2 separate regions of the Mus musculus genome follow, and region 1 is linked to region 2. Evidence: chromatin loops called from intact Hi-C (ENCODE). Cell type or tissue: left cerebral cortex. All regions are shown on one strand. Each heading gives the region's core, and the rest is flanking DNA. Links, peaks and the distances in the headings are about the cores only. Region 1 overlaps Ubr4 (ubiquitin protein ligase E3 component n-recognin 4). Region 2 overlaps Emc1 (ER membrane protein complex subunit 1).

Region 1 (5,364 bases), core at 46-5,045, 76 kb before region 2:
CTGCCTGTCTTTTACCTGTTGGGGTCAGTCTGCAAGGCCACTGGACCCTGAAGCCACTTTGGCTCTCTCCAAATGAGCTCTACCTTATCATCACACAAGCAAGCTCTCTCGCCTTCCTCTCTGCTCCACACTATAAGCAGCCTTGTAACACTCATCTTCTAGAACAGGCACACTACACAGCCTTCGCACAGTCATGGAACTGAGACTTACTCAACATTCTCTCTACAGCAGGTTCCAGACTACAAATGGGAAGAAATCACTGAACAGGGAGCAAGTCCTCCCTTCCCAGACTTCGTCTCTACAGCGTTGATGTATTTGCGATTGCTGATTCCCATCACATTTTTAAAAGATTTACTTTATGTGCGTGAGTGTTTTGTTTGCATGGTAGGTCTGTGCACCACCCCATACAGGGCCCAAGCAGGCAAGAACAGAGTGTCAGAAACCCTGGAACTGGAGTTTCAGCAGTTGTTACTTCCTATGTGCTTGCTAGGAATGGAACCCAAGTCTTCTGGAAGAGCAACCAGTGCTGTTAACCACTGAACCACCTCTTCAGCCCAGCCCCTCAGACTTTAAGTCTACTTTCTTTCATTCTTTCAGGTCAGTGCTCATTAGGCCATTTTCCACACACTCCCAGGCTGACCAGAGGCATCTGGGGCTGTGTTGATACGTACAGGACACAGCAGCATCTGCATGTAGATCTTGGATGCTGTGTTGATACAGTCCAGCTCGCAGGTACAATAACCGTGGATAATGTCTACCAACGCATTAACCGTAGCTTCAATATGAGTAAGGCCTAAATGGGAGAAAAGATCACCTGAAAATATGTTGACAAAAAACAACTCTAGACCCTTGAGAGCCTGAGACGGAAGCACAGATCTCAGCACCACCTAGAGGGTGTCGAGACAACAATAGGCAAACACACAGCAAAGCAAACCCACGACACTGTAGTGCAGCCTATCAGCTGTAGCTGGAGTGTTTTCATTAAGTCTTTCAATTCGCTAAGTGTCCTTAGAAGCCCTTGCAGAACCTGAACCAGAGAAGCAGGAATCACTGTGGACAGCCATGGACAAGGCGGGGAAACTTGAGGTGGGCAGATAATACCACCTCCCCTGTATTCCCCAAACCTGTTGACAAAGCTGGTCTCTTGACAGGCCAATTGGCATCTACTCTCCTCTCTGGCTGAGGGGTCGTCAGGAGTGTGACCCATGAGAGGACTAAGGCAACAGCAGCCTGGAAATGAGTGAAAACACTTTCCTGGCTGGTTCCACACTACTTCTAAACTGACTCTCAACCAAGTCTTTCAGATACATTGTTTTAAAATATCAACTACATAGCCATCGTCGTCGTTGTTGTCATTGTCATAGTCACCCCACCCCACCCCCAAGGCCCCATGTGAACTAGACAATCCCACATGAAGGAAGCATTTTCACTTACACACACACACACACACACACCATACCACACTGCACTGCTAGTTCCCAAGGGCAGCAATACACTGAGCTCACAGACATGTCTCTGTGCTTATATGGAGGAAAAGGTCACTGTGCTGAAGAGCTTATACCTACTTCACTGTATCAAGATCCAAATACCCCTGCTAACGTGATACCTGGCAGGCAGGCAGGTGCCAGGAAGGCATTCTTGGGCTTAGATGCATGGAGTTTCCAGAAGTGGTTTACAAGCTGAGTGATGAAACTACAGCCGTCTCCTTCCTGCTTCTGCGGCTCTTTCCCCTCATCTGCTCCTTCTATGCAGGAAAAAGGAAATTGTTAACGATGGTAAATCTAAGACAGAATTCAATTTGTTTTAAGGTTAACTCAGGTCAAGGAAGCTTGCCTGCGGAGGGAGTTTCAAGTGGGGCCCCAATCAATATGCCAACTATCCCTAGATTCCAGCAGGCACATCTGGGAGAAAAACAGTCTGGGAAAGGAACATCACAGAAAACATTGTGTGTTAGAGTTAGGTAGAGAGGGGAGCATTCAGGATCTTTACAGCAGAGTCAAAGATGCCTGTTCCAACTGCTAGACTAAACCTAGGGGAACATCTGAGATTCCTCTAGAATGATTCTAGGATTGCACTGTTAGGAGAACAAACAGGAAGGCAATGGCATAAAGGCACACGCAGGTGATGGGGACTGCAGACGCAGCAACAAGCTCTTTTTAGTAATGGCAAATCAGGCTTGGCACCAAGCCCCAGGCAGCCGATGTGAGGAGACGATGGCAGAAGCCGAGAGGGAAGGCCCTGAACACACTGAGCGTGCTCTGCTCTGCGGCCAGAGCCATGCAGCAGCATGCAGCACCCGGCCTGCAGGTACCAAGGAAAGCCAAGCTTGGCTTCACCCAAGGGCCTGACCTTCACCTTCTGCATCCCTCCACAAAGTGAGTTAACACAAGAAACTCCCAGTCCCTGCCACTGTCTGGTGTGGCACCAGGCTGGAACTATGCTTAGCTTCGCCCATCACAACCTCACAACAGACCAGCTGAGGTTCCCAACACTAACTAAATTCAACAAGGGTCAATTTAGTTAAAATGACAAAGTTTAAACAAAACAAACAAATAAGCAAACAAACAAGCAAAGGGGGAACAACGTTGTCAGAGACACCAAGAATAGGAAGAGCATGACAGAGAAGCAAAGAGGTTCAATGAGCGGGTGTCAGGACCACGGCCACGAAAGGCCAAGTTCACCTGTTTCCATCTGGGGCAGCTTTGACTCGGTGAAGTGCACAAGGTTGTTAGGGCGTGTGACGGCAATGGAGCGAGCTGTGATCACCAGGCGCTGGAACACCTCGGGGTCCAAGTCCTTGCCTTCTTTGCTGGATGTGTTGAGACACTGCACAGCTTTGCTCAACAAGGCCTGGTCCTGTAAAACAGTCAGGTCGCAGAAAGTCAAGCATAGGCAAAGGCAGGGCATTAAAGCACATACAGGCTGCTTACTGCTCTCAAGAACTGCCAAACAGCTATCAAAACCAATCTGCAGGCTTCCCAGCGCTCAACTGTCTTAACTGATACAAAATGGTCTTTTAAGTCACCAGCCACTAACAGTCTCACAGTCTAACAGAAAGCTAGCACCCACTCAGTCAACAGAACTACAGCAGCCAACCGCTTCCTTTGACACTCATCCACCCTTCAGTAGGTCCTTTACCCAAGGATAATGCTTTCCTTAGCAAGCTGAACTCATTCCTTGCTATTAAGAGACAGATAGGCCTGACAGTGCCCCCAGCACCTTTCTTCCTATTAGTCTGAACCATCATGTTTCTCATGATGCCACGTGGCCCAGCTTACCTCCTCTTGCAGATACTGGCTTTTGCAGGAGAACCTCTGGGCCCAACAATAACCCCCCACTCAACAACCACCTGCCACACATGTAGGCCTGCCACCCCAGGCCACAGCTGAGGGCTTGGAACACCAGCACATCAGCCACACCTATGGCACAGTCCTGACCCTCACTATCTCTCACAAGAATTAGCTGCCCTCGCTCACTCTCTTTTTCAAGACTTGCTGATCCTGCTAAGAGGGACAGAAAGCTAAAGCAACATCCAGTGGCCCACTAGATGGCTTTCTCAGTCTAGGGTAGCATCCATACATCTCAGAAGAACCCTGGGAGTCTAATCTCAGTGTGAGCTTTCCGCCTGCCTACTCCATTAGGCCCTTACTTTATAGACGGAGAGTCAACTTATTCAATATCCGTCATTCAGGACAGTGTCCCTTTCTACATAAGTCTCCCAGGAAGGGAGCGGTTACCTTATGGCTGTGGTAGGCCGAGCGGCTGCTGTGCAGACTGGCCAGGAGGCTCTTTGATTGCTGCTGGACACTGGCAGGCGCTGGCAGGGAGAGCAACAAAGTGGCTAGCTCCTGAGCGGCATGCTTGTTTCTCTCCTGACAGAAAGGACAGCAGGGTTATCACTCGGCATCTCAAGGCACCACAGAATGCTCTCTATCTGCCCTTCCCTCCTGCCTTCCAGGCCAGCAGAGCTAGGTTACCCACCACTGACTACAAAGAGCAGAAAAAGAGTGAGTATTTCTAAACTTCAACCCTCCTACGGCACAGGTGCAGCAGCTCAGGGATGCTTCGCACATCAAGACTGTGCCATCAGGATTCTTCAGCTCCAAGGCAGCAGGCCGCAGTCAACAACCCTACTTCCTGTCGCTTCAGAAAGCTCCCGTGCGCTTTGAAGAAATAACTTGCCTTCTCAATGATTGGGCCAACAGCAAAGCAGCTTTCCAGGGCTTCCAAAGAACTCACAACCAGCCTGGGGAGACAGAAAGCCTGGCTTGAGTACAAGCACTGTTCTCTCTGCCTCGTGTCAGCCCGGCAAGCTGTAGTTGTGAGGACCTTGGGGACAGCTACCGAATGCCAAATATAAAAATCAAAGCACAATAAGACCTGCCACAGGCGCCGTGCATATCGCTGCCTGTGTCACAGGCCAGAAGAAACCTGGCTCCTGCTCGGAGATCAACCTGGGGCCATGTTCATAATCCACCACTCAAAGACGGCGGGGCTTTTCTTCCTCAAAGAGGATAAATGTGCTTCCTTCTGCTGCCTGTGGCAGGGATCCTGAGGTGGGCTTAAGTCTCGATGCAGCAGTGCCCAAAGCTCAGGTGCTCAGAGATCAGTGGGCAAAGGGAGGCACAAGGGAGATGTTAAAGCCATCTGTTTACACTGGCAATGTTAAGGTCTGCTTACACAGCCAGGAAAATGCACACAGGCACTCCCTACGGGCTCTCAGTACAGGAGCAAACAAACTATTTTTAGATGCATGCCACTGGAACATTCAAAGGATAGAACAAAGCATATTTAGAACATGGAACTTCTCCATTAGGGAAGAAGCAGGAAGTCTAGCCATTAACCAGTATCTATCAGATAACATGCTCTGGGCTTAATGCTGTGAATTTAAGTGGCATAGTAAATGACCAACATCCTGACAGCTGGGATCTAAACAGGAAAGGAAAGCACTGAGAAAATAGCCAGAGTGAAAAGGGGGCAGGGGAAAGGGGGGCACCAAGGGAAGACAGAGGAGGCGTAGGACAAAGGGAAGTGGAACAGGCGCCGGGGCTTATGAACCGGCAGGGGCATTTTACCCCTCTACCCCATCCTTTCACATCCGTGTACAAAATGTGCAGCAAGGATGGATTCAGGAGGACAGAGCCAAGAGGTTGATGTGGCCAACACCAAGGGTGCGCTCACGGTCCAGGGTAGCCTCTGGTTTACACATGGAGAGCTCTGCAGCCATGCAATGACCAGAACAGAAAGTAGCAGGACTCGGAACAAAAGCAAATCAGCGCAAAGCCACAATGCGGACGCTGCTCTCTGACACACACGCACTCGTGCAGAGAAAAGAAACAGGGCATACTAACCGATCCAGCTTGG
Region 2 (5,364 bases), core at 288-5,287:
TAATACATGCAATCAAAATACTCATACACGTAAAGTAGTAATTCTAAAACAACAGCAACACCAGCATCAGACAGTAGCTCTGGAGGAACTAGGGGCCTGTTCAGAGAGCCCTAATCCAGGCCCAGCCCGAAGGACATGAAGCCCATAGAATAGAGTGTGAAGGCCAAGGCTGTCTTACCTGCTCAGGTCGCGTGCCCTTCTGCTCCAGGCTGAAGGAAATGGAAGTGTCTAGGAGCCGCCGACCTGTCTCCACTAAGTACAGGTTAATGGTGTAGGTCTGGTTGAAGCAAGCCAGAGAGTCCTAGAAGTACAGACAGTGGGGCCACAATAAAGTCCCTGAAGTGTCAAAAGACAGTGCAAACACCCTCAAGAAGAAAGAGGCCTGAAGAAAAACCTGTGCAAAGGGAGGTCAAGAGAGCTAAAGCCTACAGCAGAAACAAGTTGCTGAGTAAATCAACAAGATCACAACTACTGTGCATCTGAGAAGGGAGCCAGAAGCTGGGCAGGGAGGGGAGGGGGGAATCCTTTAATCACAACACTTGGGAGCCTGAGGCTAACCTGGTCTACACAGTGATTCCAGGGCAGCCAGGGCTAACATAGAAATCTTGTCAGGTGTGAGCAAGTACTATGTGTGTCTGAGAAGGGAGCCAATGCTACAAGCATGCTCATCTCAGAAGGGAGCCAGTGTGTACAGAGAACAGAGAGTTCCCAGATACGAAGAAAGAAAGGGAAAGCTTGGGATATGAGGCCTTCTGTCAGGCCCCCACAGCGACCCAGTGCACTATGGAACACCACCAGGCTCTACCAGCTACAGACCCCAGAGGATTGGGGAAGCTTAGGCTCGGAGAAGCAAGTCGGGAAGAAGAGATCTCTGGAGTCTACCTCCTCGTTTTGCCATAAGAAGGGACAAGACAGGCCAGTTAGCTGACAGTACTTGGACCCCACCTGAAGCTGAGGACTCAAGGGGACCTGCTAGGCCCAGTTGATCTTGGCTTTCTTGAGCAGCCTCCTGTGTTTGTAGGTTTGCCCCACCACCCAACGCCACACCTTATCTGCCAGCACCACACCCTACCTGTGCACCAGATGTCTCAGGAAAGCTTGCCACAGACCCATCTCCAGCACTGACAGGTTTTTGCTAGAGAAAGGAAGATGAGAGAACCCTCAGCCAAAGGGTTACCTCCCAGAAACTTCTGTCTTCTCAGTACAGTCAGAAGGCAAATCTTACTTTTCATGGCCCTCCTCACAAGCCTATGAACCCATAACAGTCTGAGAGACTAAGGTGGCTACATCAGGATCCTGTTCCTATTGAGGTGGAGTCTCTGTAGAAAGCTGTAGAGATGAGAGGAGAACTCCTCTCTCTGCAGCCTCCCACCCCTGTGACACCAACCATCAGGGTTCCCAAAGATAAGGAGGCCCACATGCTCGCTGTCACCCACAGTACTCACCACTTCAGTGCGACAGGTCATGACTGCAGCCACTGTCTTCTCCCCTGTGGTGGCGAAGCTGACGAGCGTGGCCTGTGAGGAAAATGAGATAGCAGCTCCCAGACACTGGGACTTAAAGCAAAAATGTCAGGGTCCAAAAGTTCTGCCTCAGCCGGGCATGGTGGCGCATGCCTTTAATCCCAGCACTCGGGAGACAGAGGCAGGTGGATTTCTGAGTTCGAGGCTAGCCTGGTCTACAGAGTGAGTTCCAGGACAGCCAGGGCTACACAGAGAAACCCTGTCCTGGAAGACCCTTCTGCTCCTAGCAGCCCCTCTGCCTGCAGTTACCTGGGGGAAGTTCTTAAGCAGAGTCACGGCACCATGGTGGTAGTGCAGTAGAGCGTAGTGGCTTGGGGACAACTGCAGGAAGAACTGGGCTCGAGAAGGAGCCACTGGGCTGGGTTGTGTGGGCAGCACTTGGGGCTGGAATCCACTTCCAAATTCTAAGTCAGGAGACTAGGGGAGACAAGAAGAAGAGTGAACAGTTTACCCCTCCCGAACCATCAAGACTAGGTTGTCTGCCCTGCTTGCCAGGGAGCAGCTCTAATCTAGGGCAATGGCTCCAGAAGCTCCTATTCAAGGTCCCCAAAAGAGACCATGGCCTGCAGCCTCTGACAGCAGGTCAGCCAAAGCATGAGCAACCTCACAGGGAAACACTGCTTGTCCCTAAGCCATGCTGCCAGCCATCCTCCGCCCACAGCAGGTGACATCTCAGAGCAAAGGAGCCTCTCACCTGCAGGGGGATCTGTCGCAGTTCCCACTCCGTCTCCAGGGCCAAAGTGTGGAGTGAGTGTGAGCTGGGGTCGGGGCATACCAGGACAGCCTCATCTACCACACCACAGGCCCCAGTGAGGTGCTGCAGCCATGGAGTCCAAACCCTGACCTGTGGAGAGATTTTACAACAGACTCATGAAGATCAGCAGCAGCAGCAAACCAGCAGAGCAACTGCTGGGATCCCAGAGGCTCAAGCTCAAAATACATGCCTGGTGAGCATGGCAGCACACCTTTAACACAGCACTTGGTAGGCAGAGGTCTGTGAATCTCTGTGAGTTTGAAGCCAGCCAGCCTGGTCTACACAGTGAACTCTAGGAGACCCAGAGCCTGAGGGGTCAGGGGTTATTCCAGACTGGACTCCCATTCTTTCATATCTCCCTTAGAAGCTCCAAAAGAGACAGTGACTTTAATCCCAGCACTTGGGAGGCAGAGGCAGGCGGATTTCTGAGTTCAAGGCTAGCCCCGTCTACAGAGTGAGTTCCAGGACAGCCAGGGCTACACAGAGAAACCCTGTCTCAAAAAACCAAACCAAAAAAAACAGAGAGAGAGAGACAGTACCTAGATCTGAGTCGCTCTTCTGCCAGCCCGGAAGAGCACACTTTGTGTATTAACAAAGTGCTTTAAACGTATGCTGAGGACAAGCCAGCAGCAACAGATGGGCATCAGGAACACAGCTGCCTTTGCAGCTGCCCTGCCAAGTTCCTTGGACCCTATGAAAAGAAGGCCTCCATCACCTCCTTCCCACCCGCAAGGAGCCAGATGCCCTCTGTACCTGCTGAACAATCTCTCCATCCTCCACGTTAAACTTGACGATGTTCACGTGGCTGAAGGGAACGATGCCAAGGGCCCACACCACCCCGGAGCCGTAGGAATACACCATCTGGTAGAGGATGCTGTCACTAAGGGAGGGAGGAGAGAACAAGGTGGCCGGCTGAGCCCTTAGACCTGAGCTTTCCCAAGGGCTTCCAAAATCAAGCTGCCATTTCCTAGTGCGGTATCACTAGCTGAAAAGCCCCAAGCGGAGTTGTCTGTCTCACACAGCCTTTGCCTTTGGGTTCTTTGCTGTTGATGTCTGCAGTGTGAGGGATCAAACCCAGGGCCTTCCTCAGAACCGCTAGACAGGTGCCCCACGACCCAGCCCCGCCCCACGACCCAGCCCCTAGTCTTGCTTTTGTCTTTAATTTGAATTTCTCATCAACATGTTCAAATTGCTATCACATATATAAACTGGACGGCCAGCTTTTCCTAAGTGATAGATGTGACACGCCCACTTGTATATGGGGCACCATACCAGATGGTTGAGTGAGGCTGTGGAGGTGGGCCCCACCAGGTAGGCCACACTCATGGATGATGTTTTGCTTAGTTCTCTAGGATATTGACTTTTGGGTATTTGGATTTTTTGTTTTCTGTTTTTGGGTTGGTTTTCTTTCTTTCTTTTTCTAAAAAAAATGAAAATCAGGCTGGAGAGATGGCTCAGTGGTTAGGAGCACTGGATGCTCTTCCAGAGGTCCTTGGTTCAAGTCCCAGCAACCACATGGCAGCTCACAACCATCTATAAGGCGATCTGGTGCCTTCTTCTTCTAGCCTGCAGGTATACATGCAATAAATAGTACACTCATACATTAAATCAAAAAAAAAAAAAAAAAAAAAACTCTCACTATGTAGCCCAAGATGGCTTTAAACCTGTTATCCTCATGTCTTGGCTTCCTCCTAAAATTAGGTGTGGGTTTGGTTATGTGTGTGGGTGGGTGTGTCTGTGTATGTGTGATGCACACCACCATATTTAACCAAGAATTTGACTCATTTTTTAGTAAGGCTAAGAATCAAACAAAAGCCAAGCAGCGATGGTTCGTGCCTTTAATCCTAGCACTTGAGAGGCAGAGACAGGCAGATCTCTGTAAGTCTTAGGCCAGTCTGGTCTACAGAGTGAGTTCCAGAGACAGCCAGAGCTATACAGAGAAACCCTGTCTCTAAAGACCTAAAAGGAAAAAAAAGAGCCAAATGGCAGCCCCTGAGTGTGGCAGGTAGGCTCTGCCACAGAGCCCATATCCAGCCTTAACTTTAGCAATTTCACTTTTGAAAACCTTTTGAAAACAATTGCAAATGGCTGAAGCCTATGCCTGCCTGACCTCTACCCACCCCGTTCCTTCCTAGCTTTCCTGCTTCTAACCCCTGAGACCTCTGGAAACCGCTCCGAGCCTCCCTCGCCCTCCCTGTAGCTGTCTCTCTGACTACTGTAAAAGCGGCTGGAAGGCCCAGAGCCCTGTGTGCATGAGCAGGAGAGGATCCCTTGTGTGGCAGCTCTCATGTCACAGTTTGAATTTTCTCCACCCTTCCAAGTACACTCCAAGTATGTAGCCACGGCCTTTCCACTCAGACCCACGTGTGCAAGCATACTCCTCCCACATGGTGCCAACAGGAGGGCACCTGGCCAAGCACCATCAAGGAGATAGAGCATTGTAGGGATTGGGACAAGGTAGTCATCACTTGGGAAAAGACAGCCTTACCTTTCTGGCAGATGCTCCACCCACTTCAGGTGCCCACTGGAGAGGTGGTGGAGGGTGAGGGTCGTCTTCTTCAGAACTGCAATGTACCTCACTGACTCCTGAAGGCCCACTAGCCCAAGTGCCTGGAAACTGAGCACAGGTAGGGGTGAGGGCTGCAGCTGGAGTGGCTGTCCCACTGCTGCCTCTCGTGCTGTTTGCTGAAGTTTGCTGAGTCAGAAAACAAATAGACCTGGGTCCCAGTGCCAGGTCTGCCTGATCCTGGCTCTGCCAACTTGAAAATCTGCCTTGCAACCACTTAGGCCCACTGCCCTCCAGTCCCCACATCTCCTACAGGTTACACCTTCCTCTCCCTGCTTACCCTCTAGCATGCCCCCATCACCCAGTGCTGTCACTGAAGCTTAGAACCACGTGCACAACTGGGCATGAACCTGATGCCAGAGCTGTCTCAGATTCACAGTGTGCTCACTACCTGTGGTCCACCAAATGCTAATCAACTCAACTGCTATGGTAAGACACAGAAGCAAGGGGCTGGAGAGACGGCTCAGCGGTCAAGAGCACTGACTGCTCTTCCAGAGGTCCTGAGTTCAAATCCCAGCAAC

Evidence for each region. Hi-C counts contacts between places; a loop is a spot of excess contacts. Peaks named below come from ENCODE experiments on the same cell type or tissue, not always from the same donor. Only the 100,000 strongest peaks of a DNase experiment are listed, where the experiment ranks them.
Region 1: it touches region 2 in a loop (2.2-fold over the local background); 1 of 42 quality-filtered maps calls a loop at or near these places.

What each region holds. Positions count from the first base shown.
Region 1 is chr4:139,432,502-139,437,865 of GRCm38, reverse strand. It overlaps Ubr4 (ubiquitin protein ligase E3 component n-recognin 4), which reads right to left. Exons shown (of 106, transcript NM_001160319.1): 50 at 4,183-4,246; 51 at 3,738-3,872; 52 at 2,682-2,856; 53 at 1,607-1,744; 54 at 672-793. Among named protein-coding and RNA genes, the nearest start is that of n-TVaac1, 4.6 kb to the right of the region's middle. In left cerebral cortex, for the core only: no CTCF peak of the experiment used is centred there; DNase peaks (open chromatin) are centred at 2,183, 4,227 and 4,623; H3K27ac peaks cover 1,578 bases.
Region 2 is chr4:139,357,033-139,362,396 of GRCm38, reverse strand. It overlaps Emc1 (ER membrane protein complex subunit 1), which reads right to left. Exons shown (of 24, transcript NM_146157.4): 5 at 4,766-4,894; 6 at 3,031-3,157; 7 at 2,218-2,367; 8 at 1,773-1,940; 9 at 1,446-1,517; 10 at 1,073-1,135; 11 at 179-301. Among named protein-coding and RNA genes, the nearest start is that of Emc1, 7.1 kb to the right of the region's middle. In left cerebral cortex, for the core only: no CTCF peak of the experiment used is centred there; a DNase peak (open chromatin) is centred at 3,095.